Regions from separate parts of the Mus musculus genome. Here regions 1, 2, 3, 4, 5 and 7 are each linked to region 6. Evidence: chromatin loops called from intact Hi-C (ENCODE). Cell type or tissue: heart. All regions are shown on one strand.

Region 1 (4,000 bases), 730 kb after region 6:
TGCTGTGCCCTGTTACCACTGTCTACAACTGACAATGTTAACAACTGAGAGAAACATGATGGTCAAATGAAAACTCTTGCTATAGCTTCATAAATTCCCTATTATCAATTCTAAACACCTATGCCTCACTTCGGTATCCCTCCCTAAGTAAATCAGCCCTGAAATTGCTATCCAGAGACCTGACTTCTAGACCCAGATCACTGCCTTTCGGGCTGGAATGAATCTTGGCCCTCTAAGATTGATAAAGGTGCTAATCCCTCATGCTTTTAATTTTCTCACCCATAAAACACTATTACTATTCATATTTACCTGTATTACCCCTGGCAGGATAAGGATCATACCTATACATACAGTTAAGCACTCAGCTAACTTAGGCATTACTAATAAAACAGTAATAATTACTCAGCTGTAAGGGGTCTTTTTCTTGAATAATCATCTTCTTCAATACAGACCACACTTGAAGTTAATTCTTCCTTCCTTGCTGAAACCAATCAAATCTACCAAGCCACCCAGATCTAAAACTTCTCCTAGCAACCAGAAGCCTTTCCAGAGCTTCCTGGCTGCTGCTGCTGCTGCTGCTGCTGCTGCTGCTGCTGCTGCTCCTCCTCCTCCTGCTCCTCCTCCTCCTCCTCCTCCTCCTCCTCCTCCTCCTCCTCCTCCTCCTCCTCTTGCAACAGCTGAGCTGTAGCAGCCAGTCTGCATCCTACTAACACCATCATCCCATCAGTTGAACCCACGTTCCAAAGTACCTACTCACCTGGGAATCAGACCCTGGAAACTCAATCACTTAGCAGTTTTCATTCGAGTATGTTTGCCTGGGTGGCCAGGATTCAGAAGGAGCTCACTCACTCTGAGAGCTATTTTTAGCCCAATTTTGGTACTTGGTAAAGTAGTAATAGCTGTTATATCCAGTTGCACAGAGCAAAAACAAACAAACAAACACCAAAAAACTAGACTTTGCCTTCTCTGAGAAGCTGAGGGCCCCTCAAGATAAACAGGCTAAGGATCCAATTGACACCCGCCCCGCCTGCCCCCTATGCTGTGCCTCCTTCCGCGACACGCTGGAGGAGTACCTGGTGGCGCGGGAGGAGAGTGGGGAGCGGGGAGTGTGAGACAGGATATCAGAGCATGGCCACACAGGGCATCCACGGAGAATGGCAACACTCAGCTGCTGAGTAATTTTCCTGCGGAGCAAACAGTCGGAGCAGGGACCCTGCCAATAGCTATAATATTTTTATCCTACTTAACCAGCACCGTCCCCAAGGATGTCCCCGCGCCGCACTCTCCAGGTTCACCCTAACCCTAACCCTGGGTGCTGTGGACAGCACAGCACAGCGGTTCGGGTCAGTACGAGCTGGCGGGCGCTGCGAGGTTGGCCGAGTCCGCAGTGTCTACAGCTCGGGGAACGTGTCCACCGCGTCCCGGGCAAAGGCCCCAACACCGGCCACCGGTCCGACGCCGGGCCTACGCGGAAGCGGGCAGCAAGCAAAGCGGCCAGCGGCTCCACAGCACAAGTTCAGCCTCGTGGAAGCTGTGAACCGGTCCCCGGCCCTGAACAGCCTGCTGCTCGGCCGCAGCGCCCGCTCCCCGCCGCGCGGGAATGAATGGGCTCCCGCCCACCGCGCACGCACTCACAGGCGGCGTAGGCGAACAGCGCGATGCCGAGCAGAAGCTTCATCCTCCTGCGGTTGACTGAAGAGACAAGGCGCAACAGCCCCTTGCTCACCATGCCCGGGAACCGCTCGGGTCCGGGGCCTGCCGCGCCGGCCAGCCGCAGCACAATGCGCGGCGGCCCGAGCCCCGCCCCCGTGCACCAGCCCCACCCCCGCGCGCCCGGCTTCCTGCCGGCTAAACCACTGCGCTCGCGCGGCTGGGTCCCGGCCTCCGGCTCCGCCCACAGCCGTGCCCCGCCCTCATCCTCCTTTTCCCCGCAAGCGCAGTGTAATCCCTGAGTTTTCAGGATGGTGTCAATCAACCAGGGATGGGTGGGCACAGTGGGTGGCTCGGAGCGCGCATGCGCAGCCCAGTGTGCTTGCCCCCTTTTCGCTGCTGGGGTAGCGTTCGACGTTTGGCGCGGATCTCGGAAGTTCGCCTGCAACTTGCAGGGCGCTTGCGCGTTCTTAGTCCTACACGGCCGGCTGGGCTGTGGCCTCGCGCTGTTGGAGATGAAGAACTGGTTTGCTGTAATTGGTGTGTCTTGACAGTGAACAGTTGAGTTTCTATGAGTGCGGGGCTAGTAAGTTGCCTTCTTAGCTGTTCTTTTTGCAAGGCAGGAAAGTGATAAATCCCAAACGCGCCGGTGAATCGACAACACTTCTCTTCATTTTCTTTATTTTAAAGATGAAGGGTATATTATCATGAAGAGGTTGTTAATCGTTGGAATTTAGGACAAACCACACTGCAGTGGGAACAGCAGAAATGAGCAGGGATCATTTCTGGTACAAAGTGTATGGGAATAATTTCAGAACAACAGACACTTTGCCTGATCATAGTTACCAAAAGCGAGACAGAATGCTCTGGTTATGTCTTCTCCTTAAGCATAGCACAATGAGATCTGAGGTACTTTTCCTCTCAGATGTTTGAATATTAATGAGACTCAGTGTTGGCAGACAGTTTCACATTCATAACAACCCTGATAAAAGATAGAAACATGAGGGCTGCTTGAAGACCTATGAAGAAAGGGTTGCCATCTTCAGATTGTATGAGTGTACTGTAATGTTGGGATGTCTGCATGGTTAAGGAGGGAAGAACATAGACCGGAGACTGTGACTCTGGATTTTCATGTCTCCATCTGTAAGTCATTTCCAATTCAGGAATTTTCTGGTGAGTTTTAAGAACTAAAAACTATCCATTGAAAGGACAATTTAGAGCAAAAGCTCCACATCCTATCAAATAGGCAGACTCTTGTCAAAAGTAACTACATTAATAGTGTAGAACACAGAGGTTCCTAAAAGTGACCCATAAAACTTTGCTTTGAGCAATAGTGATAGGAAATGGTGAATTAATCAGTTGATTTTGGACTGTATCACCCAGTACTGTATTGTACCTGTCAAGCTATATCCTAAGGGAATGCATACAAAGAGTCTTCAGAAACACATGTTCTGCTAGGCCTTAGGGTATTTGATAGAATCAGAAAAGTCCTCTTTCCTTAAGATACCTTCCATCCATCTGTCAGGAAATTGTCATAATAAATGCATACCCTTTTGTCTGTAACATTGTACAGATCTATGGTGTATATCTTAAGTGCATCCAGGAAAGGAAATGGAGTTGAATGATATTCCCTGTGCACTAGGGGCTGTGGAGCTGGGTAGGTATATCTGCTCTGATGGGGTTTTCTGGAGTGCAACTGGATTATAATTACTACGAGAGCTCCAAAGAAGCAAGCTGCTGAAACATGAAAAACCTCCATAAAATAGTCTCTCTCCTCATGTTCTTCCCTGTTTGTCTCCATTGACAAAGACACATAGTCAAGGGCATAGACAGGGGAAGGAGATGGTACTGAACTGAGTCAAATGGAGGGAGGGAATCACCATACAACTATACAGCTTATAACATAGTAAGAAACATCAAGTCATATATAAAAGAGAGCATGTGGGAAGAACAGCAGATTGTTCATTTTAAGGTGATAATTTTGAAAGACAACATGTATGTGGACACATACAAGAGTAGGTACTTTACTATCATACTTCCTGTGCTTGCAGGTGACCAGCATAAGGCAAAGGAAGAGTTAATGATGTGGTGGCAGAATCTGCTTTAGAAGGTGGTGTGCAGATCCAGCTGGGTTGTGTGTGTGTGTGTGTGTGTGTGTGTGTGTTTGTGGATGGGGGGGGGGCGTTGCTTAATGTCAGTGGGAAATAACTAAAACATCTCAGCAGAATGAAACATAGAGTCTGGAGGGAGATAAAAGCAGAAGACTCCATGCAAGGATATCAATTTGTTCATATTAAAGCACAGAGGACCCAGTTTAATATGCAGGACTCAGCAGAAGCAGAGTAATTCA
Region 2 (4,000 bases), 250 kb before region 6:
TTTTCTGGATGTTTTGTGTCAGGTTTTTTTTTTTTTTTTTTAGATTTAACATTTTCTTTGACCGAGGTATCAGCTTCTTTATGGTGTCTTCAAAGCCTGAGAATCTCTTTACTGTTATTTTGACAAAATTCCATTTTATTTTACATATGAGCCCTTATGCCTGAGATTCTCACTACCCCCTCTTATATTTTGTTTGTGAGGCCTTTGAGGTTCCTGTTTGAGTCCCTAAATTTTTTATTTTCAGATTTTCTCTCAGTTTTGGTTTTCTTTATTGATCCTGTTTTCTCTTTCAGGTCTTGGACTGTTTTATTGATTTCCTTCCACTGTTTGTATTTTCAGATTTATTAAAGGGGTTTATTAATTTCCTCTTTAAGTACCTCTATCATATTCATGAAGGTTACTTTAAAGTCTTTGTCTTCAACTAAGTTTCAGTTCTCGGGCCTGTTGCTGGGATCTAATGGAGACATGTTATACTGGCTGGTTTTTATTCTGTTTTTATGATGGCATGTAGGCATCTGGGTTTGGGGATGTTTGTAATTCCAGGTGCTGACATCTGGTCTTGCTTTTGCTGAGTGGGTTTCTTTTCCTTGTTTTTTGTTTGTTTGTTTTCTCTGGTTCTTAGGAGTCTGTGGTGGCTGTGTGTTGCCTGGTAGAATGCTTCTCAGATCCAGCCAGTTGTGGCTACTGGGGGTTCCAGGTACAATGTGTTTCTTGGTATTGAGAGCTGACATTTAGGAATGAAGATGGGCTGGAGGGGAGGAAGTAAGGAGGGCTGCAGAGGGAGGGAAGGTGGGTGATCTACCAGGGTCTGTTTAGTCCCCTGGGAATGGGATCAGAGAGTGAGAAGAGGCCACAGCAGTTCTGCTACAGATAAGACTAGAGGATTGGATTTGGAGAGATAGAGGGAGAGGTAAAGATCTGGAGTTAGCCTACCTGCTTTTCTGGCCAGCACTGCCTCGCCTCTAACTTATTCTTCTTCTCCAAATACTAGTCCTGGACTTCTGCCACTGAATGAAGAGATTTTCACTAATGTAAAGGAAACAAACAAAGGGGAAAATAATGATTTCCCCCCTTTACTACAAGCATCCTATTTGGAGGGGTTTTTTTTCTTCTATTTTTCTGAAGCTATGCAATTTCTATTTCCCTAGAGCTGTTTTATGAGGTGATAACTGTACGATGCCAGCACTTACTTCATAACTTAAAAAACAGATTTCTAATTTACATGTATAAATATTTTGCTTGTATGTATATGTGTCTGTACATCACAGACATGGTTGATCCCCTTGAAATTCAGAGAAGGTGTCAGATTGTTTAGAGCTGTAATTATAGATAGATAGGTAGATAGATAGATAGATAGATAGATGTGATAGATAGATAGATAGATAGATGTGATAGATGTGATAGATGTGATAGATAGATAGATAGATAGATAGATAGATAGATAGATAGATAGATAGATGTGATTTTCCACAAGAGTTCTGGGGACCAAACCCAGGTCCTCTGAAAGAACATAGAGTGTTTTTAACTTCTCAGCCTCTTACTCGGTCACCTTGATCTCGTTTTCTGAGTATGTTTTAAACTTCTAATGATAATTTCAACATTATCAAATTATTCAATGATAATTTTCAACATTGGAAAACCCTTTAAGAGTGATTTATTCAACCACTTGTATCTGGTAGAGATAACCCTAGACTTAGGGTTAGGAAGTTCAAGTTTCAGAAGGCAAAGACAGTTCCTGTGTCTGCAGCCACTCTTAATGGCTTTAAGGCTCAGAGGCAATCAGGGAGAGCCATGAAGTTGAGCAGGGAGGTGCTTTTCCTCAGCCTGTGGGTCAGACAGCTAAGAGTCAACACAATGTGTTGGAAGCCAGAATGGTTAGTTGCTGGAAGAAGAATGTCTTGAAACAGATCTTTAAAACGGGCAAGTTCAAGGGGGAGCAGAAGGCCCTTGCGGGAAGGCAAGCGGACAGGAAAGCCAGCTTGGATTGTTGGAGTGAGAATAAGACTGTGGAAGGCTTGTCTGAGCGTGGGTACCAGGAACTCAGCTAGGACTACAGCTGCTAGTAAGCCGAAAGCCATGTGCAAGGCAACCTGCTGCCGCGCACCCAATCAGCGGCGAGGGGCTGGACTACAGAACTCCGCCCCTAGTTGCAATTGCTAAGGAAGCGCTTCCGCCTGGGAGGTCTGCGCCTGCGCAGTCTCCAGGCTCCACCCCTTTCCCCTCCCGCCAGGATGTTTCTTACGGCCAACATGGCCGCCCCCTGTGTGTCCTGCGGCCGAGTGCTTTCCCTTTGGTTCACTCCCGCTGTTAGAGCTAGCCTCTGCCAGAGGCCCGGGTACTGGACAGCCTCGGCGGTTGGCTGGCAGACAGGGACCAGGTTCCAGGTAAGGTCCTGGGAGCTGGAGCTGGCGGTCCGTGTGGTAGGGTGACGTGAAGCCGGCCCACCTTCCAGGGCTGCCAGAGCCCTCAAGGTAGAGGTCGGAGGTCACGCTTGGGGATCGGGGAATCGGCCGCGGACGGATCCTCTGCAGCCTCTCCCTGGGCTTTGAGGAGCAAAGGGTTCGGCAGATGGAGTTGGGTGGCTGCCTGGGTCTTGTGATTCGTCCCGGGGAGAAGGGGAGCCGAACTCTGCGCGACCCGGAAGATGTCCTGGGCAGAGTCAGTCTGTGGAGCGAACTGAGACTTTTTACAAGTGCTCTGCGTTTGCGGAATTTCAGTTTTTGTAATTTTCCCGAAACTTGTGTGTGTGTGTGTGTGTGTGTGTGTGTGTGTGTGTGTGTGTGTGACATTAGGAGAGCAGAATTTGACCGCTTCGCTCAATTCCGGGGTCGGTGTGAAGCTGGGATTTCTAGCTTGAGTCTTTGCTTGTCGCCCGTTTAATGTGGCTCATTAAAAGTGGGAGAAAACGAGCTTCGGCTGTAATTGCACTTAAAGTGTCTGTGGCATATTCTACCGGAGATTTCCAGTAGTCCTTTCGGTGGGTGTGCCCGTGACACAGGAGGAGACCTAACTTTGAAGTCCTGTTACCTTGCAGGTTCTAATGGAAACCCAGGGAATAGCGCGCAGATGGTGTCCTGCAAGAGTAGGCAGATGAACAGGCCGAAAGAGAGGTCTCAAGAGATTGAGAACACGCGGTCAAACAAGTGGGGGTTGGAAAACAGAACAGTTTGAGTAGAAAGAGTACGAAATGTTGGAAAAGCAGTACTACCACCAGATATTGCCGAGAAGTTAAACGCTGGATCTTAGAACTGTTTTACAAAATGACTGGCCACCTTTTTCTGTTATTTGATGTTGTAACATAAACCAATTTGTCCATTGATCTGTTAAACATCTGGGTTTCTTGGTTTTGAAAATTGGAAAATGTGTTGGACATTTTTATTTCTTCTATACATCTCTTTGAGACACATAATTGCATATGAGAGGAACTGTAGCATACAAAATATGTTTATTGGTAATGATTATATGGGCAGGTGGCTCTCACTCTCCTATATTCTGAACCTAGTGTACCCTTCTTCTTTCTCTTTATTCTTATAATTATGTGTAAACAAACACATTTTACAAAATGAGCCTCGCTGGGTCACATCCCTTTTACCTTTTTAATTTACAGGGGGAATACATGTATGTGTCTTTTATTATGTCTAAAGCTCATTCCGGTTGCACACTGCTTTCTTCCCACGGATGCATGCATACACATTGTCTTGGTTACTTTTCTGTTGCTTCGAAAAGACACCTGAACAGGGAGAGACTGGGGTTGGCACAGGGTTTTGAAATCTTAAAGCCCAGCCCCCAGTGGGATACCTCTAACAACAAGCCCCTCCCCCCATGTATGTATACACACACAAAGACATTTAGAAACCTTTTTTTTGTACAGTGCCTGCCGAAAATACTAATGTTTCTTAATGTTCATATTAAAAATCACTTATCCACGTCTGCATATAACATTAATAGCTGTATTTCTCTTGGGGCCCATGTTTTATATAAAAAAATTAATGACTTTATG
Region 3 (4,000 bases), 840 kb after region 6:
CATGCCCCAGTGTAGGGGAATGCTAGATCAGTAAGGTGTGAGTGGGTTGGTGGATGGGTGGGGGAACTCGCTCATATAAGCAGGGGGCCAGGGGGATGAGATAGGGGGTTTGCTCCAAAGGGTAGCAGCTGATGGCTCTGATTTTATAAGAGACATACACGTGGGAATCTTATACTTATAACTAGAATAGCCTGGTTTTTTTTTTTAAGATTTATTTATTTTATGTATAGGAGTACACTGTAGCTGTCTTCAGACACACCAAAAGAGGGTATCAGATCCCATTACAGATGGTTGTGAGCCACCATGTGGATGCTGGGAATTGAACTCAGGACCTTCAGAAGAGCAGTCAGTGCTTTTATCCGCTGAGGCATCTCTCCAGCCCTAGAATAGCCTGTTATAAATGGAAATATGTCTAATTCTCATCAAACTTCTAGGGAAAAGCTGCCTTTTCTTTCCTCCCTTCCCTCCCATCCCATTTTTTGTTCATTTTAATCTTAAGATTTACTCATTGTTTTCATCAACTTTGTAATTGTAAGTTAACTTAATCCAAAAGAAAAAATTAACATTCTGATCCCAAGAAATTCTTTCAAGTTACAATTTAATATATTTTAATATATTTGCTCATAGAGCAAAGTATGAGGAGTCAATGGAAATGCTGTGGTTTGAAACAAATGGCATACACGGGATTCTAGGAACCTGCCTCTTAAACTGGAGACCATAGAAATGCACAGGGCCCATGATTGAATAGGAAAAAATTATTTTCATCCTCCACATGTTCTTAATTATGAACACAGGCAACCTTTGTTATTAAAGTGTGTAGTTTAGATATATTCAAATGCCATTTACAATTGTTTTCCAATTTAAAAATAACATTAGTTATTAGACTTGACGATGGCTCTGTTATTTAATTTTAAAAAGAGCACACATGTAATTACTTACATATATGAAACTATTGCAATACAACAAAAATTAAGTTGTTATAATTCTTTCAACCGTCTACTTCCTGTATAATCCTATATATTTCATCTTATGCATTTAAAGACATCTCTGTGGTAAGGTGTCTTGAGTTTGTCAATGGGATAATTAAGATTACTCTGGGCGCCTTCTTGCTGCTGGGACTTTTGGAGTAGACACAGCAGTCGCTGCCACTAAAGAGAAGAATTACCACACTTATGGCTGTGGTTCGGTGCTCAGTATTTCAGAGGCCTCCAGGCAGGCTACACACTGAAAAAACGTGCAGAATCTCTCACTGGTACAGAGTAGATTTGTCACAAATAGGAAAATATTAATTCACCCCCACAATATTCTTAATTATGAATGTTGGCAACCTTTGTTACTGGATAATCTGTGTAGTTTAAATTTCAAATGCCATTTACGATTGCTGTCACTGTGCATCCTAATGGGAAAAAAACCCCGCAAACTATGGCTCGGTAACTGTGTTACAAAGAGGAACTTCACTGGAGAAAAGGCAGGTATTTTTCTGAAATTCCGGATGCCAAGGGTAAGTAAGCCACGAAGACAGGAGGGAGCTCATTTCTGTCACGTGTTTTGCTTTGGGGACTCTGGCGACAAAACAGCCGACAACCCACTTCCTGTTGACTAAACAGCACCTCACCCTGCCAGAAAGGCCGGGCCGCTAAATCTGAGACTTCCGCGCTCGACTTTACAGGCTTCCGGTCCGCAGCGGGTTAAGCCAACCTCGGCGGCGTCGCGAGGATCCCACGCCTCAGGCAGACAGCCCGTTCCTCTCGCTGCTTCTCACGGAGAGTGACAGCTCGGAAGGCAAGAACCTCCCTCCAGTGCGTTGTCATCCGCAGCAGCGCACACTCCGTTCCAGCTCTGCAGCCTGGGTAACATTCCCTCGTCGTGACTCGTAGCGGCGCCGTTAGCTTACGTTGAAGCGTATGATTGGCTAGACACCTCTGACCGCACACGATTGGGTACTGGTGGCCAGGCTCCGCCCCTTCCCCACCTCCGTCCCGCGGTAGCCGGGTGTCCTCGCGCCGCTCGTCCGCGCGCTGCCTGGCAGTTTGCCTCTTCCTCGTCTGTCCTCCAGCTTGCGTCCATGGCCACCGCCGCGACCGAGGAGCCCTTTCCTTTCCACGGTCTTCTACCAAAGAAGGAGACCGGGGCCTCCTCCTTCCTGTGCCGCTACCCGGAGTATGACGGGCGCGGGGTGCTCATCGCCGTCCTGGACACAGGGGTCGATCCCGGGGCCCCGGGCATGCAGGTGAGGCGGCGCCCAAGGGCCCGTAGCCCAGAGGGCCGAGCCTGGAACAAGGCGGGGACCGGACGGGCCGGGGCGGCCCGGACAGCTCTGGGAGACCTCCAGGCCCTGTTCCCTGTCCACACAAAAGCGGTGTGGTCAGCGTGGCTGTTCGGGATCGGGGGCCGCGGGGAAGCTTTGCTGGTCAGCCTGGGCGTTCCAGGCCCCACACCTCTTCAGGGTCCGCACCCGACCTCGGCATGGGAAAATTTTACAGTTTTATAGGTCTGGGAGGGCGCGGGAGCGTGGGGGGCACCAACGATAGGGGTAACAGCCTTGAAGAGATCCTTAGTGATGTTTAAGAGATACTCGTTTTGGCAAGGCCAGCAAAGTGAGTTCCCAGAATTCGACCCAGTCCGCTTCCGGAATGGTTTCTTCTGATACTTTTGTTCTATTTTTAAGTTATTTGCTGGTGTTTGTTCAGGGTCCTTGAAATCTTTTGGGTTAGTCTTTTTTTTTTTTTTTTTTTCAAAGGGCCCGACTAATTTGTTTCGGGCGAACTTTTCAGGCCTTATAAAATGTGCATTTTAAACGAGAGAACATACTTTGATTACGACTTCCTAAAAATGACTTCATTTCCTTTATTCAAGTTAGAAGTCTTTAAGAGCAGGGACCTTACTGATGTTAAAAAAAAATGCCTGAATAAAATGTATTCTGTGTTTAAATAGCCTCTTACTAAAACCCCCTCATAAGTACTCTCTAACCTTTGTTGAAGAGCTTATCTGACTAAAACTAGAGTTTATTTACCCTCTTTTCGGTCCGTGGTCAGTTTATCAAATAGATAGATTAGATCACATTGATACCATCTTATCCTTGTTCCTCACAAAAGAGGGATACTAATTCCTCTCCTCCTAGCCCTTGATTTGTTTCCTCCAATCTTTAGTTTTCTCATTGTGCTGCCTAATAATTGACATAAATGGATGGGAAGGTAATTGACGTACATGTTAGAGGTTATTGGAAAGGATAGGAAAGAAGCCTGTGTGGACACTCTGGGACTCTCAGGGAATCCTGCTTCCAAGTGTTTGTTACTTCTTCCCCTTTCTGGTGCACACCTGAGCCCTGAAGCACACAGTGTCAGAGTCTCTGATTAGAAGTTCAAGTGACTACAGTTATTTTATTAATAGTAATTGCTAAGGTTTAAAACTTGGTAACAGCAATGACACGTTGTGAATTTATTACACAGTGGAAGTGCTTCCCAATACACAGGAGTGTGTGTTTACTTTTTGTAGGGTGTGGGAGAACAACTAGGGTAAGTGGCTCACTAGTTCTTAGCGTTAGAGGTTCAGAAAATCCTGAAGATTTTGGCGTAGTACTACTCAGTGGACATTTGTAGAATTTTTGGTTCTGGTTAGAGTATTTTGTTTCTGTAAAGTAACAGTTTTTACCCCATAGGATTACTTGATAATTGAGCAGCCAACACACATGATTTTACAGTGCTAAAGTGTTAAGTACTTTTTTTTTTTTTTAAAGTCCTGAATAAACACTAAATGCTAGCAGAAGGAGTTCATGTTGGGTCATTGTCTGAAGGGAAAATATGCTTGATATTTACACAAACATTAACATTTAGTCAATAAAACATTGAACCAAAAGAAAACATAAGATCATCCAGCATTTATTCTCAGATTCTAAACATGATCTTTTGTTTAAATTCAGCAAGGAACTTACATGGGTGACTTTGATTTTTTTTTTTTTTTCTTACCTGAGGAAATTATTTTGTAGCTCTGTGTGTACATC
Region 4 (4,000 bases), 1.0 Mb after region 6:
AGCCTCAATTCCCATCTAAACAGCCAAGAAGAGAGCTGTTATTTTAGCAATATTATTTACACTATACATATTTCAGAATTATTAAGTCACAGAGAAAAGTTGATTTTGAAGGAAAAGTCTATTATAACCAGATGTAGACAGCACTCGAGAATTCTGGAATGTAAATGGACAGCAGTAAAGACGAGTCGGGGCATATAAAGATGAAGGACAAAACCAAAATAAACAACAGGAACAAAAACCCCTCGAGTTATTTTAAACCGCGATCTCAAATAGTTGAGGAGTCATTTCTCCACTTACTGTTCCCCTGAGGTATCCACCGCCCGAATGTAGAAATAGCGGGCAGGAAGGACCACGTGTGCTTTTAGCCCGGGTCCCCATATTTCGCTCTTCTCTGGGCTCAGCCTCCTCTCTCCGCCGGTCTGGGCAAGTGCTGGCACAGTCCCCAGAAAAAGGCAGGAAAGCAGCGAAATGCTGAACATTTACAAGACCGAGTCTTGGAAGATCCACGAATAAATGCAAACGTGCTAAGTGGACGGAGCTAGCCTGGGTAGGTAGGAGGACGGTGGTCAGTCCTAGCAGCAGTCAAAGTCCCTAAAGTGTCGCTTGACGTGCGGGGTCCGCGCGTGGGACTATGCTGTGCCCAAGAATGTCACAACCCGAGCGGTGGCATGTCCAGGAGAAGGATGCCACACGTTCTGCTGAACCTGGTTAAGAACCGCAGGCTCCACTTTCTCCGGACAATGACAAACTTGTGTTACTCTTGCCACTAGAGCATCACTTTGGGAACGAATCCGTCGCAAGTTCTAGCCAAGGTGAGAGGAGAAGGATTGGCCTGCGCTGTGACCAGTCTTAGTAAAGTCTTCTGCTAGTGGATGAGTGGGTCAGAGTGGAAAACGCGTCCCGGGCCCCTTAGCTTCCTGGGATATGTAGTCCGCCATAGGACTAGCGGAAATCCTGCCAGGAGTTCACCCCCAACTACTTTCGTCCCTTCCCTCCGTCCCTCACTCTCCCTCCTCCTTTCTCCCCCCCTACCTTCCTTTCTACTTCTTTTTTCAACTTTGGAGCACGGCTTTCTGGCAACCTTAAATACTACAGTTGCGCAACTAGCATGTCTGGAGTCACAGCAAAGATTTCCCAACTTATATTTTGTTCAAGGTATCCACCGCAAATGGCAGGTATATAGTAAACGCTGAAAGGGAGGCTAGGTGTTATCAATGATACCCAGTCACTCGGTGCTATTCTTGTGCGCTCAATGGGACGAAAGATTCTGGGCCTTGGGTAGGAGACTTGAGGATGCAGATCTGGTGTTGCCTTCCAGCACCAGAGTTCCGGGACCCAACAGGAACAGAGGTATTCCCCAGCGGAGGGCCTAGCCCAGGCACTGCGGTGCGCTCCGCCTCTCCGTAGCGCCGTCACTGCCTCGTTGCAGGACAACCCCCACCCCCACCCCCACCCCGCCGCGCCCCTGGAAGGATCTGGGTCGAGCTGAGTCTCTGAGGAGAGATGTAAGGGATAGAAATCACCAGAAGAAAGCTCGGCCTGAGGGGGGTGCATCCGTGGGTATCCCTGTACTCTCTTCAGGAGCGGGTCTCCACGCTGCGCTAGCGGATCCCAGGCACCCGGCCTGCAGTGGCCATCCTCTCTTTGCACCCTCGCTTCTCGGCCAGTGAGGTCAAGAGGAGTAGCAGGCTTTGTCCTCCCTCCACGGGGTAAGGGGCGTGGAAAACATAGACGGCCTGGTTGTGAGCCAAGGCAAGGGGATTCTTTTTCCCCCTGCCCCCCCCCCCCCCCCGCTATTGTTATTATTGGTGATATAATCATTCATCGCGGCCTCCCCTCCCAGCTCTCAGGCTGTCACTGTCTGCGTGCCACCAGCCTCTCCAGTCCCTAGCGCGTAGGAAGCGGCCCCCTTCAGGCCTGCGCGCTCCCCCTCCTGGCGAGCCTTTTCTTCCGGCTGGGAGTGAGGGAGCAGGCCGGGAGGAGGTTACAAGGCTTTAGATCTGGTCTTGGCCAGTGGGGACTAGGGACGCCTGGCACTGGGTTGGCCACCGCAGGACAGTAGTGGGAACCCGGCACAGTAGCGCTGCAGCAGTTGCACTTGCAACATCCCTGCTCTCCCGGTTCTCCTCCACCTGCACCTTTGTCACCTTCAGGTGCTTCGGAGCCTCAAAGAGGGGGCAGTGGGAAGTCTCCTGGCTCCTCAGAGTCTGAACTCCAGAGGGCATCATGTGCTGCATGAATCTCATACTCACAGGTAGGCCTCCCAGGTCTGGTCTGGTAGTCTAGGCAAGGGCGCTGATAGAAAAGGGGGGCGGGGGGGGCACCTGGCTGCTGTCTTAGCAGCTCTTATCAATCCTCAGCAAAACACTTTTCTGGGTCTCAGTTGCTTTCTATGCAGAATATTGATTATACTGTTTGTGATATGTGGAAGGCTTTACTGAGATTTTATTGGATGTCTAGCTCTCTACTGAATGTGATACTTCAGCATGTAGACACGAAAGGCACATAAATGGAAAAGAATAAACTCAGGCAATCGATATCGGTTTTGCAAACAGTATGTTTATTTGACAGAATTGTTCATTCCAAAGACTTTCATAAGTCATTCCTCTAGTGCCGTCCTAGAAGCTTGGGGTTTATATTGCTTATGAGATACTGTGAATAAATTGAGTGGTATTCCGCAAGTCCTAATATGTTAATCAAAACGAGGGAGAACAATTTCAATAATGCCTAGTGCATTGTAGACACCTAAAAATGTTTGTTAGACCTGGCTTCTACAAGACTAGGCCTGGAGATGCAATTTCAGGAAAACTAGACTTTCAGGAGTTAACCATTTGTGTACACACACACACACACACACACACACACACACACACATTTAGAAAGCTTAATCATATTCTAGAAAGAAAAGTTCCTCACTATGGATAGGGTATCTGGCCTAGTTAGAACAGCAAAAAAAAAAAAAAAGTTCTTCAGAAAGTGACATTTGAGTATAACTTTGAAAGATGGATGAGAATGAATAATTAGTAAGGGGCTACAGGAAGACAACATTCAGAAAACCAAAAAGTAATGTGGAAGGACAGAAGAAGGTATGTAGGGTAAGGAGTTGATCTTTTGCTTCAATAGCTGAGGGCCTTAGGCAGAAAATTTCTATGAGGATATATATGTAGCAGACTTTACTCTTTGATGTCTATGCAGGGATCAGACTAGAAAGAACAGCTCAAAGGGTGGGTGGCATGAAGTTATAAGCATAAAGATAAAAGCAGATATAAACCCCAGATAGCTGCAGATACAGTGCTGGACAATCAATCAGCCTTCATAACTCCGTTTTCCCTGAGACTACCATTGCATCTTACTAGAATAATCTATGCCTGTAATGGTCTTGTTTCCAGTAGTTGTGGCTTTCTTCATTCTAAGAAAGCAGGCTCTGAGTGAAGTCCTAAGGATACCATAGCAGAAGCCCTTCAGAGTTTAACTACAAAGGGTGGAGATGCAGATCAGTCACGGGATGCAAAGAAGTAGAGTGCCAGCATGGGTTCTGGGTCATTCTTTTTCATTTTCTGTGAATATCTTCTGATATTTCATAATTTTCTACAATATACTTTGTGTCATCAAACCTATAAATATATGTATTTTCAGAGATATTCACATAAAACAGTGGTTCAAATGAGGAAATGTTGATATCTTTCATTTTCAGTGACAACTATGTAAAATCTTCAGGTAGATGGCAGGTTTGTTTGTTTTTTTTTAAGATAAAATGAGAGCAAAGAGATTATTTTTATTCAGTGACCATTGCTTAAAGCATACAATCCAAAACCAGATGGTTGCATGTTTTATAAATCAAGTGTTTTACTCTTAACAGCTTCATCTCCTAGCAATTTCCATTGTATTTTTTCATTCATAAATGAACCTGTTTCCCTTGGCAATGTTATTTGGTTAGCTTTGGTTATTTGAGCTAGGGTCTTGCCCGGTGTGTACTGGGCTAGATCAGAAGTAGCTGTGT
Region 5 (4,000 bases), 350 kb after region 6:
TTCTCTCTCTCTCTCTCTCTCTCTCTCTCTCTATATATATATATATATATATCATCGATAGCTGTGTCTAACTAATCTGTCTTGTGGTGGTTGAAATAGATTTGGCCCCACAGACTCATGTGTTTGAATGATTGGCCTACAAGGAGTGGCACTATTAGGTGGTGTGGCCTTGTTGGAATAGGAAGTACATCACTGTGGGGGCAGGCTTCAGGTCTCCTAGTGCTCAAGCTCTGCCCAGTCTCCTTCTGGCTTCCTTCCGATCAAGATGTAGAACTCTTGGCTCCCCCAGCACCATATCTGCCTGCATGCTGCCCTGCTTCAGACCATGATGACAATGGACCGAACTTCTGAAATGGTACTCCAGCCCCAATGAAGTATTTGCCCTTATAAGAGTTGCCTTGGTTATGGTGTCTCCTCACAGCAATAACACCCAAACTAAACTAAGACACCTAGCTGCATATGTATCAAAAGATGGCCTAGTAGGCCATCACTGGAAAGAGAGGCCCATTGGACACGCAAACTTTATATGCCCCAGTACAGGGGAACGCCAGGGCCAAAAAGTGGGAATGGGTGGGTAGGGGAGTGGCGGGGAGGGTATGGGGGACTTTTGGGATAGCATTGGAAATGTAATTGAGGAAAATACGTAATAAAAAAAATGTGGAAAAAAAACCTAAGACACCTCTCTCTCTCTCTCTCTCTCTCTCTCTCTCTCTCTCTCACACACACACACACACACACACACACACACACACACACACTGATCTATCATCTATGGATTTAATTGGGGGCTTGCTTACAATTCCAGTGGCTTGGTCCACTGTCATCACGGTGGGAAGCTTGGTAGCAGCCAGGCATGTTGCTAGGGAAGTAGCTGAGAGCTATACTCTGATCCACTGTGCAGCAAGCACACAGACACCCAGACACACAGGTGCTGGCTAAGTTCAAAGCTTACTCCCAGTGACTCATCTCCTCCAACAAGGACATACCCTCCTAATCTAAATAGTTTACTAACTGGCCTGCAAATATATGAGCCAAGGGGAGTCCTTCTTGTTCAAATCTCCCTGGAGATCTTATACAGAATCAGTGAGAGGAGTCTGAGGCCACTTTTCAAAGCAAAAGCTTAAAAACTGTGTCCATATCGTCTTACTTATTTAGCATAAACTAATTTTAAGTAGGGCTAAACTATTGGTTAGAGTTCTGCCTTCATTGTTGTAAAGCTAGATAGTAACAAAGATGAGGTCTGTAACAAAGAACGGATGAAGCTAGCATCTCCGACTGGAAGAGACTGTTGGGTGTGCTGATTTTGTACAGGATGCCTCCTAGTGCCCTCGTGTCAGGCTACGTGCCAGGTACTTAACATAGAAGGCAGGTAAACATCTCATGTGATAAAGCCGAGGAAGTTGTGAAACACCTGTGTAAGGTGACACAGTTCAGGAGCCTACGGTCAATGGCTGCGAGGACTATAGCCAAGCTTCCTCACGTTACTTATGCCTGGGAACTTCCTATAAGAAGGCAGGCAACTTTTCTTTCTTTCTTTTTCTTTTTTTGTTACGTAGGGTGAATTGTTTCTGCCTTAATAAGGAGGAAACAAGGGCTAGGGTTGAATCTCATTAACATAAATGTGAGTCGTCCGACCTGAAAGCGGAATTTATTTGAATATCAGGGGTTCCTTTGGGGTATAAGGAGCGAAGGAGCTTGGAGAAGAAACCTCTGGATCCAGTCCTTCTCTTCGATCCAGGGTTCTAGCTTTCCAAGTTTGCTTATAGGTTAGCTACTACTCAAGTCTGGGAGAGCAAGGTTTCCTTCTAAAGCTTTCTCAGCCTCCTGTACTAAAGAATTCCTGGGCTCTAATAAACTGGCCAGGACGCTGCGGAGGCAGCTGAGGTCGGGTTTCCTCTCCTCCCCCACTAGGAAGTGGTCCCGCCTGGAGGTTGGGGGTGGGGGGGATGGAGTAAAAAAGTGTCTGGATGGGAAAGTAAATAAATGCAAGGCAAATAAATAAAGAAAATGCCCACAAGCAATTACTGGGAGGAAGTGACATTTTTATGTAAGTCACTTTTCTGACAGACACCAGGCCTGTTTGGCTGAGAGTGCCGTGGGAATGCTTGGGGGGCGGGGTAGGGAGGTCGCTGTAAGGCTCCCGACGCACAGCCGGGTGCGGAGACCACCCGGTCTCGTGGGCTGCAAGTGGCACCTCCTTATCCCTAGCAGCCCCTCCCGGGTGCCCCCAGCTCCAATCTAGAGCGGGTTACGGCTTGAAGCCCCCAGGCGGCGCTTTCCCGAGGCCTGGCTGGGACTCCCAGGTGGGTCCCCCGCCCCGCGTGCGCCGGGCTGGGCCGGCCCCTGGGCGGCGTCACGGCAGCCAGGGAGGAGCGCGGGCGGGGAGCGCGCGGAGGCGGGCGCTGCGCGGGAGGGTCGCCGCCGCGGATCGCAGGCCGGTGCGCGCGGCCGAGCGGGCGGCGGCGGCGACGGTGGTGGTGAGGAGGGCTCGGCGGCAGGCAGGCTCGGGGCTCCCGGGCCGGCGGGGTCCGCCGGGTCCAATTGCGTCCGCTTGGTGGCGGGAGGAGGGAGCGGTGCAGACAAAGAGCGGCATCTGGGCGGGCGCAGCGCGGCCGCCGCCCCGGGACTCGCGCTGCTGCCCTCCGGCCTCGGCGTGCACTGTGCGGCGAGGTAAGGCGATGGCGGGGGCTGCAAACTTGGGCCGGTCCGTGGAGTTGGAAGAGAGGGGCGAGCGGGCCGCGGCCGCCCGGGGAGGGCCAGGGAGCGCGTACCCCTGCGTACCCGGCCGGTGCCCTCAGCCCCGCCGCGGCCTGGCGTCCCCGGGCACCCGCACCTCGGATACACACACCTTCCTGCGAGCCCTCGCCTCCCTCTGCCTGGGGCTGGCGTGGGGGTGGGGCGCCCTCCGCGGGCGGACTCCGGGGACCAAGGACCCAAAGCCCTCGGGAACACTAGCAGCCCTGGCCTGTGGGCGGGCGTGGGACCGAACAGTGGCCAGGTCGCCGGGCGCGCGTGCCTGGGAAGAATAGCCTGGGATCTGAGGGCCACAGCGCTAGGAAGCGGGAGGCTGCGATGGCCGGGGAGAACTTCCAGTATTTAGAACTATTCGTGATCCGGCACAAAGCTGCTGTCACGTTCCATAAAGGAGGTCCTTGCCTCGGCGCAGGGCGCTTTTGTGCCTGGTTCCTTCCAGTCCCTGCGCCCGGTCCCGCATTTCCAAGACTTAAACCTCCTCAACCAAAGTTTTTCCCGGTTGCTCTGCCCCCTCAGTTTATTTATTCAGGGCGATTTAAGCAAGTGGTTCTGCAAGAATTTGATGTGTGACTTTTAATGCCCCGGTGGCACCTCCCTTTTGAGCGCTGTTAGCTTGGCATTGTGTGGAGAGGTTTGATTTGCAAAACGCTGTTATTTATACACAACAGCGATCCTCCCGGAAGGTGTGCGCGGGTGGTGGTTAATGGATAGCAGAGGTGACTTACAGTAGTATTGTGAACAGCTTGGGGACACAGCTGGGTGCCAAGTGGAGTGGGCCCTGCCACCCTAACCCATTCAGGTTGGCCGCTTCCTCCTTATTTGGCTCTCCTTATTTTGCTAACAGGTTTAAGGCCAGTCTTGCCAAGTTTGCGTCTGTGTGTGGGATGAACAGGTCCGAGTTTGGGCTGGAGGTGCACAGGCCTGCTCCTTGGTTGACCCAAAAAGAAACAGCCCGTTGGCCAGTGGGCGTGGCTTGCTGGTATCCTCCCCTGGAGACTTCTCTGCTCCTCTCCCAATACAGGCTTTTCTGCAGAGATTTTGAGGAGGAATGAGAATAATTTTGGGTGTGTTTCCAGCCTGGGTTTTTTTTTTTTTTTTTTTTTTTGGTATAGTTAGCAACTGTGGTTTTTCTAGTCTAAAGGTCACTACTTTATCAGAACATCTCAACTGTGCTGTGGGCACTCCCTCCATTCACTTTCCAAGTGTTTATAGATACAGAGGTAGAAACCGGACTTTCTCGTGCATG
Region 6 (4,000 bases):
AAGAGTCTAAAGTGTCAGCTTGAGTGCTGAGTCCAAAAAGCCACAAAGACAAGTAGTGGAGCAAGTACTTGGGACCACATTTCCAGACATGAAACTGGCTGCTTCAGACACCACCTTCTTGCTACTTCTCTCCCTTGATGTCAATCAACAGGGTACAAATGTCCAGGTGGAAGCAACTGGAGAAGCATTTGACATATTTTAGGTGCAATCTTTACAACAGGGTGAGACAAGAATAATTTTATCTCAGAGATTAAAAAGCTCTAAGGGAGAGGAATCGGGCCCTCAGTGGTCCTGGGAATCATCCATACCTGGGCTACTTAAAAACTGACCCCCTTGCCCCTTCTTAGAGTTCTATGATCAGTAACTTTCTAATATCCCTCAGTGCTTCACAAGTACACATACCTCATGTATAATCCTTATTTCAATTATTCTTCAGCAGTTTCCTGAAGAAACTGGCGTGAGACCAGCTCAGCTTACCCAGTGAAAACTGGGTTTGGTTGTAAGTTCAAGTTTCCTGCAAAACAGCTACTCTAGCAACTAGTATAACCTTATAGTGAAGGAAATGGAGCCAATGATGCCATCCATGCCAGACTCATTATTATACGACAATATAAAGGTTAATTTGAATATATACTAGCACAATAATGTTACAAAGCTAAGGCATTTAATCCCATTTGAGAACATTTGGCCCAGCTTTAAGACTTGTCCTTTCAGGGAAGGTCACTTAGATCAGCTTTCCAAACACAAAAATAAAAGGACTGGATTGAATATTTTTAAGCACTAACATTAAAATTTCCTCCCAGCTCTGTAATTGTTTCTTCCCTGAAAGCATCACATAAACTGGAAAATTTTACAAGATGTCTCTCATTACTAATTTAACATCTCATTTATTTTTCAGCACTCTTTCAAGCATATTTTTGGTAGACTCCTAGTAGTTCATATTTTCATAAACAATGCAACAGTTTCCAATAAAACGATACATTATAGAGCATACAAACTATGCTCTCATAACAGGTATGAAGTACAACCTTTTAATGTGCAAAAACTTGAGGACTCTGTCTCCTATGAATGATGAAAGAGATTTCTCACACAAATACTAGAATATAGTTGAAGCCTACAATATTTTGTTAAAGTAAAAACCACGACTTCATTGTAATTATTAGTAAGCGCAAAGGCAGTTTGCTTGGTTCCTGTCACTGCCAGTCTGTGATCTCCAATTATCCGTCCTATTGCTCATTTTCCTCATACCAGAAACAAGCATTCTAGTAGCACATCAGGCTGATCTGGGGAGTAGTGTAACAGTCGCTGGACTGGCGCTACTACTTTCTCTTATTATTTCCCACACGTAAGCTGGTCGGTTTAAAGATCTTTCCAGGGAACAATACTTGATGCTTACCATGTCCGAGGAGAGGGGATTACAGAGTGTTATTTGGGCTTACTTTATGTAGAAGGGAGATTAGGCAATAAACGATTGAGACATTGTAAAAAGCGAAAAGAAGCATGGCTTCAGACATGACAATGCCATCTGGGGTCACAGCTGTCTGCCCTCTTGTTCCATTCTGTCTCTCCACGCAGTCGGGAGAATCCCTGAGGCCTCTGCCATGGGACGTCACAGGGGGCGGGACCAATGGCGGCCAGCTCGCGTTGCTTAGCCTCCGGTGCTTTCGGCGCAGCCCGGGCAGGACTCTGCTCCGCTCTCAGTCCCAGTTCGTCCTCTTGGCTGAGGTGCGTCAGCCGAGTCGGCCAGCCATAAACTCTACTCTCTGGGAAAAGCATCGCGTCTCGGGCGCGCTGAGTGACACCAGAGTCCCGCCCCCTCACGTCACTTCCGCGACGCTTCCGCCGCAGTGCCTTGTGGGAGGCCGGCCAGGGGGTCTCCTGGCGACAACCATGGCGGGGGATGTGGGCGGTCGCAGCTGTACGGACGCGGAGCTGCTGCTGCACCCTGAGCTGCTATCCCAGGAGTTCCTCCTCCTCACCCTGGAGCAGGTGGGGCGCTCGGGCCGACCGAGGACGGACGGGCAGCCGGGGACAGGCAGGCCTGCGGGAGGCTCGTGGCCGCTCCCCGCCCACACTGATCGGATGGGGCTTGCCTCCCTTGATCCCCAAAGGAAGCCTCCAGAGAGTGACTGGAACCCCCGGGAAATCCTCTAGAGCTCGGAAAGGGTGTGACAGACGACCTCCGCTGCCTGTGTGCAAGCAACGGCCTGCGGAAGAGATAGACTAGAAGAACAGACCGGGAGGGAAGAAGTCTGGGGCAATCAGGGCTGGATCCAAAACATCTGAAAATTAGTCTGTTAGGTAGCTTCTCGCCTCTCTTAGAGACAGACACTCGGGTCTCAGAGAGATGGACCTACTTCTTAAGATCATTATCAGGACACAGTAACCGTTTGGAGAACTTAAAGCACCTAGCTTTCCAGGTGGTGCATGCACCCCCCCCCGCCCCCCGCCGCCCCTGCGGTGTGACCTAAGATAATAGCAGATCATAAAAGAAAAGTGTGATGTTTTATTTAAAATGGCAGAACTGCTGAAAGTTTCTTTAGAGTTTTATGTGGCACGTTTTGTATTCCATGTGGTTTTGCCCCCCCAGTACCGTATCTTTCTCTAATTTCTTGAAGTTCTCAGTCACTATTTTAATAATGACTTTTAACCTGTGATTCTCAATCTTTTACTCACACCAGGATAATCAAAGGCTTACTAAAACATGTTATTGAGCCCCATCATCTGCTTCTCATTAAGTTCGTTCCAAATGTGCCCTGATACTGTATTTTAACGAGTTCTTGCTGATGACCCAAGGACAGCACTTGTAAGCACTGCTGCCAGAAGGCAGCCCCTTCAGTGCCATCCAAGCAGATGACATCCTCTGGGAATGTTGTCCAAGTGTATTCAGATACTCCCATCCCAGAGTAAATGCAAGTTGAAAGCCAGCAATATACTGTATGAAAGAGGAATAAGATGATTCAACAACTTAAAAATGAAATCAAACTAAACAGCTGGCATTGTTTTTGTTTTTTTTCCATTTTTGCAAAGCATACGTTTCCCCAATTTTTCCTGTGTGTTTTTGCAATATTGTGCTCCAAGATGTTGAGACAGAACTGGGATATGAGAGAGAATAAGTTATTTAAGTTATTTAGGCATATAAATATATATATAAATATGCCTAAATGGTTGGACTGTGAATTGAATGGTGAAAATGCGGTGGGGCAGACTGCTAATGGTCTATTGTTACTGTCATCAGAATGGAGAGTTAAGTTTTCTTCTGCAGTAGTGCTGTGTGTGTGTGTGTGTGTGTGTGTGTGTGTGTGTGTGTGTGTGTGTGTTTTGGAGGTGGGGGGGGGGTCTCCATAATAAAGCCAGTACTTGGTGTACTTAAGGCACTGGGTTCAGACACCAGCACCAAGACAAAACAAATTCAGGCACCCACCACATTAAAGGAAACATGAGACATAAACACAGACTGAGACTGAGCTCCTACTCCACCAGTGTAATGGTCCGACTCAGTAGCTGCTTTTTTTTAATCTGTTTTTCTCAGGCAATGTCCCATTTTTATTTAGATTAAGAAGGTAGTGAGGTGGTGGAATATATGCCTAAATGGACTCTACTTCTGGACTTGGCCAGCAGTCCTCTCAGTGAGGGCACGTGGTCACTCTAAGATGAAGCTGAACTTGATAGAATTTAATGGGTCTTTAATACCCTATCTAATAATACAGTTTGGCTCTTAGTGAGTGTGAAAGTAGCTTTATAATTTACTCAAGCATAACGCTTTCACCGTGTTACATGGCTAGGCAGCTTTTAAATGAAAGATGGCGTTTTGAAGTTATTTTTGTTTTCTTTCACACAGAAGAACATAGCAGTTGAAAATGAAGTAAGGGTAAACAAAGACAACCTTACCGACCTTTACGTCCAGCATGCCATACCGTTGCCTCAGAGGGATTTGCCAAAGAATAGATGGGGGAAGATGATGGAGAAGAAAAGAGAGCATCATGAAGTGAAAAATGAC
Region 7 (4,000 bases), 1.0 Mb after region 6:
TTAAAAAAAAAAACCTTTGTCAAAATAAGCCTCTAATTTTTTTCTTTTTTCTTCTCTTCTTTCTCCTCTGTGCTCTTTCTAGTCTTTTAAACTTGGGGAACACAATCACTCAAGAGAGTGAAATGGGGAAACTAATGGAAATACCCTACTGCTCCTTAAAAAGACTTAAACTAACATATTAGTCTTGCACCTCTATCCACATCAATGCACTTCCCCTTCCAGTTCCAAATATATCAAGAACTGCCAGTTTTTGTGTGATCTGAAGGCTTTTATTAATTCAGACTAGTTTTATAGATTCCCCCCCCCCCCGTTGGTTTAACCACTGCTTTTTAAGAGTTCATTATTCAACTGTTAATATCTCCAAGGTGTCTTTCCCAGTGACTACCCCCCCACCCTCGCAAAAGCCAGGTTGGGTGGGGCCTGACTATAATCTCAGGATTTGAAAGGCAGAAAGGAGAATCTGCAAATTTGAGACCAGACTGGGCAAGACCCTGTCTCAAAAACAGAACAAAACAAACAATAACAAAACTAAACACAAAACAACCAACCAACCCCATAAAGAACTCTTTCCTGTCACTTTAATGGGATTTCAGAAAAACAGTACACTTAGATACATGTTTTTAAGTTAATATCAACCTGGGAAGCTCTTCCAGACTAACCTGTGATTTTAAGGAAAACGGCTTTCCTCCAGACTTCATTATGAACTTGTTCTAGACTGCTTCAGCAACACCGAAAACGTCCCATATGGTAAGCGCTCGAAGCGACTGTTATCTCCGCCCCCCCCCCCCCCCCCACGCTTTAGATAAGGGAGGACGGAAGCCTGGCTCAGCCTCAGTGTCGCCCCACAGCAGAGGGAGAACACTGCACCAACCCACCAACCCGGTAGAAACAAGGTGACGACTGTGACACAAAACAAATATAGCTGATGCGGTACGGGGTTCAAACGTCCTGGACAATCAAGCCAACAGTTTAGGGGGGAGGGGCTACTCACACTCACAAGGTAGTTATTTTCTGGTAGTTAGCTTCCACTAAGCTCCCCAAACGCCACGGCCACCCGACTTCCAGTTTAAAAAAAAATAAACATTTACTCACTGTCTGTTCCGTCTGCAGCACTACCTAGGCTGTCACCGCGCGAACAAAACTGTGAGTTCTAGGATCGCCGGGGTCGACCAACCATACGACCAAAAAAAAAAAAAAAAAAAAAAAATTCCAAACCCGAGGTTAGAGGTCGACGGGAACCGTCGTTTATTCGCTTAACGAACGCGCGCGTCCCGGGCCCGTCTGGGAGGAGGCTTAGCTCCCGTCACCCCCAACAGCTCGTGAGAGTCGCCGCGGCCCGGCTCCACCTGCCCGTCGTCCTAAACCCGTGTCCACCCTCCTCGGCAAAACAGACCGTCGGCGGCTGCCGGCCGGGAGCGCTTGGCTTCCACGGACGCCTCGGGCGGAGGAGAGCAGCAGCCCCCGAGGAGCTGCCGGCCGGCCTCACCACCGCTGCCTCCACTTCCCGCCGCCGCGCTTACCAGCGAACGCACGAGTGACCGCCAGCGCCCAACCGCCCTCACTCTCTTCAGGGAGCGAACTAACACGCTCGAAGCGACCGCCTCGCCGCCCCCGTCAGCGCGGCCCGCTACTGCGCTGGCGCACGCAGGCTTCGCCCGGGGCTCGTGGGGCGCGCCGCGAGGCTCGCCGGGAAAGAGAGTTTTCTGCCGGCTTTTAGCTCGGCCACGCCCCTCGCGGGCGCCTGGAGGCTGGACTCCTGAAGCCGGAGTCTGTATGCTGGGACCGCCGAGCCGAGCGCGGGAAAGGATTTTCTTGTCGCTGCCTTGGCTTCTTCCGGTCTGATCAGCCCATCGGAAGACACGGAGTCAACCCTGACAACTTCTTTCCTCACATCCCGCCGTGAATTCTTTATCCCTTTGCATTTCAGGCGGGTACGATTCAGTACCTCGCGGGCATAGGACAGCTATGCATGCGGCCCAAAACAAAATCTTGCACTTAAAATTCTCTCATTCTCTCTCTCTCTCTCTCTCTCTCTCTCTCTCTCTCTCTCTCTCTCTCTCTCTCTCTCTCTCTCTCTCTCTCTCTCTCTCTCTCTCTCTCTCTCTCTCTCTCTCCTCTCTCTCTCTCTCTCTCTCTCTCTCTCTCTCTCATTTATCAATCATCTATCTATCCATTCACCTAAAGTATTTTTATTTTTTGGCGACTTGACCTCGTAATTCCCTGTGCGCCAGGCTAGGTTAAGCCTCCCACATTACCATTGCCTGCTTTGTCTACCGGTCATCAGAAGGGTGGGTTGCTAGCATCCTTGTGCCCATCACTTCATTTGGATAACCCTGAGGGTATATAGGACCCATCCACTCAGTCCCACCCAAAGACTTCGTACCTTCCTCTTTAGAGCCAAATAATCAGAATTTCCTCCTGTTCTTTCAGGGGCTTTGCCACTTCACCCCAAACCTACCAAGCAAGCCCAACTGCAGAGGTTTGACTCTTCCAGTTCCTCAGATTGCAGCTTTTACTTAGGACTTCATCTACATGTCCTTTTTGTCTTTTTCCTTAAGGAGTGTGTGTGTGTGTGTGTGTGTGTGTGTGTGTGTGTGTGTATTTATTTGACTGACTCTCCTGATTAGGATAACACGTGGCAAATGTTTACTAAATGAATTAAATCCCCCTTATGCACTTGGTTACCTGCCCTCTTCTGACACAGTACATATTAAGAAACAACTAAGGGAAAGCCATTTATGACAAGTGCTTTCTCAAGTTACAGTCTTAACATTTTTAAATTAACACTTCCTTATTGTCTGTTAACCTGTCTTCCTTCTTTCCCTCCTCTGCCCGTTTTCTTCCCCAGACTCTCTCCTCTCTTCTTTGGGTTCTTGAGTGTGTTACAGTGTCAAAAACCAGGAGCCAACACTGAGATGTTGCAAGGGAAAAATTTTACTCTTACAGCCAGACAAGACTTAAACTCTCCTCAGTAGTAGGAGAATAAAAGCAGCCCAGACCAGAAACAGGCCTTTTTATGGCAAATGAGCAAGTGATTTTTAAAAAGACAGACAAAAACAAAACAAAACAAAAAACGGAGCCAACAAATGGAATTTTGGAGTTATTTTTATGAGCATAGGAATGGTACATACTCTGAGTAGACAGTGAACATACCATGAAACAGTTTATGGTCACCAATTCTTGCAAGAATGGAAACAGTTTACATTGTATCATTCACAAGATTCCTGCAGAAAAACATGAAAACAACAAACCCGACTAACCAACCAATGACATAATCAAGGTGACCTCTAGACGTGGGTGTGCTTATGGTGTGATCTGTCCCTTAATGGAGTCCGTACTGCCACTGTCCGCTCTACCACTAACACATTGCCAGCTCAGGTCTGATACCTTTTCTATGCTTTATTTACCTGTCCTAAGTTTCAATTTCCAGTAATTGTACACTCATTTGCAGCTATCATCAAATTCTAAGGGCATCTTATCATTTCTAGAGGAAACTTACCATTCCCTCTCTTACCTTTCACACCAGACACCCACCAATATGATTTGTGACTATTGAATGGAGTCACAGAATGAGATCTTTGATCTGTCACCTTGCACTTGGAATGTGTAAGTGTACCCTGCTTCTTCTTCTCAAATAATTCCTATCACTGAATCCTATTAAACAGTTTTATGTATCCGTTTACTAGTTTGTGAACATTTGGCTTATTGTGAATCATATTGCTACAGTGTTCAGATAAGACAGTGGTGCTTTTGAGAGAGAAGCAGAGGGAGATTTTAAGAGATTAAGCTGAAGGCTAGGAAGATGGAGAGAGGGTTCTCAAGGCAAGAAATGTTAAGAATGCCCCATTAGAAGAAGAAGAAAAAAAAGAGGCTAGGAAACCCCCACCCCATACATCAGAAGGATTCAGCCCTGCTAAATGTCTTAATATTAATTAACCCAGGGAAACATTTCAGATTGTGACTTCTAGGATTGTAACAACACATTTTTATTGTTTTAGAG

Evidence for each region. A loop is a pair of places that touch in the nucleus more often than their neighbours do. Peaks named below come from ENCODE experiments on the same cell type or tissue, not always from the same donor. Only the 100,000 strongest peaks of a DNase experiment are listed, where the experiment ranks them.
Region 1: a loop joins it to region 6, with 2.7 times the contacts of the local background. A loop is called at or near these places in 3 of 42 quality-filtered maps.
Region 2: a loop joins it to region 6, with 2.6 times the contacts of the local background. A loop is called at or near these places in 2 of 42 quality-filtered maps.
Region 3: a loop joins it to region 6, with 3 times the contacts of the local background. A loop is called at or near these places in 2 of 42 quality-filtered maps.
Region 4: a loop joins it to region 6, with 3 times the contacts of the local background. A loop is called at or near these places in 2 of 42 quality-filtered maps.
Region 5: a loop joins it to region 6, with 2.6 times the contacts of the local background. A loop is called at or near these places in 2 of 42 quality-filtered maps.
Region 7: it touches region 6 in a loop (4-fold over the local background); 2 of 42 quality-filtered maps call a loop at or near these places.

Annotation. Positions count from the first base shown.
Region 1 is chr1:43,825,980-43,829,979 of GRCm38, forward strand. Uxs1 (UDP-glucuronate decarboxylase 1) reads right to left here and starts at 1,860. Exons shown (of 15, transcript NM_026430.4): 1 at 1,636-1,860. The coding sequence starts at 1,729. In heart, no CTCF peak of the experiment used is centred here; DNase peaks (open chromatin) are centred at 1,152 and 1,992; H3K4me3 peaks cover 2,641 bases; H3K27ac peaks cover 1,911 bases.
Region 2 is chr1:42,849,043-42,853,042 of GRCm38, forward strand. Mrps9 (mitochondrial ribosomal protein S9) reads left to right here and starts at 2,191. Exons shown (of 11, transcript NM_023514.4): 1 at 2,191-2,384. The coding sequence starts at 2,250. In heart, no CTCF peak of the experiment used is centred here; a DNase peak (open chromatin) is centred at 2,189; H3K4me3 peaks cover 1,757 bases; H3K27ac peaks cover 1,483 bases.
Region 3 is chr1:43,932,024-43,936,023 of GRCm38, forward strand. It overlaps Tpp2 (tripeptidyl peptidase II), which reads left to right and starts at 1,971. Exons shown (of 29, transcript NM_001310540.1): 1 at 1,971-2,230. The coding sequence starts at 2,066. In heart, no CTCF peak of the experiment used is centred here; a DNase peak (open chromatin) is centred at 1,898; H3K4me3 peaks cover 2,924 bases; H3K27ac peaks cover 1,832 bases.
Region 4 is chr1:44,118,021-44,122,020 of GRCm38, forward strand. It overlaps Poglut2 (protein O-glucosyltransferase 2), which reads right to left and starts at 753. Exons shown (of 10, transcript NM_023645.3): 1 at 298-753. The coding sequence starts at 479. It overlaps Bivm (basic, immunoglobulin-like variable motif containing), which reads left to right and starts at 1,948. Exons shown (of 10, transcript NM_144558.4): 1 at 1,948-2,254. In heart, CTCF peaks have their summits at 789 and 1,936 (motif pointing left); DNase peaks (open chromatin) are centred at 861, 1,391 and 1,931; H3K4me3 peaks cover 2,665 bases; H3K27ac peaks cover 2,618 bases.
Region 5 is chr1:43,443,358-43,447,357 of GRCm38, forward strand. It overlaps Nck2 (non-catalytic region of tyrosine kinase adaptor protein 2), which reads left to right and starts at 2,394. Exons shown (of 5, transcript NM_010879.3): 1 at 2,394-2,670. In heart, CTCF peaks have their summits at 2,243 and 2,860; DNase peaks (open chromatin) are centred at 2,354, 2,934 and 3,684; H3K4me3 peaks cover 2,763 bases; H3K27ac peaks cover 2,897 bases.
Region 6 is chr1:43,096,874-43,100,873 of GRCm38, forward strand. AI597479 (expressed sequence AI597479) reads left to right here and starts at 1,837. Exons shown (of 4, transcript NM_133818.1): 1 at 1,837-1,989; 2 at 3,842-4,000. The coding sequence starts at 1,891. It also overlaps a transcript of Tgfbrap1 not described here. In heart, no CTCF peak of the experiment used is centred here; a DNase peak (open chromatin) is centred at 1,828; H3K4me3 peaks cover 2,343 bases; H3K27ac peaks cover 2,101 bases.
Region 7 is chr1:44,100,808-44,104,807 of GRCm38, forward strand. Tex30 (testis expressed 30) reads right to left here and starts at 1,634. Exons shown (of 6, transcript NM_001356297.1): 1 at 1,521-1,634. In heart, a CTCF peak has its summit at 1,718; DNase peaks (open chromatin) are centred at 934 and 1,674; H3K4me3 peaks cover 2,539 bases; H3K27ac peaks cover 2,140 bases.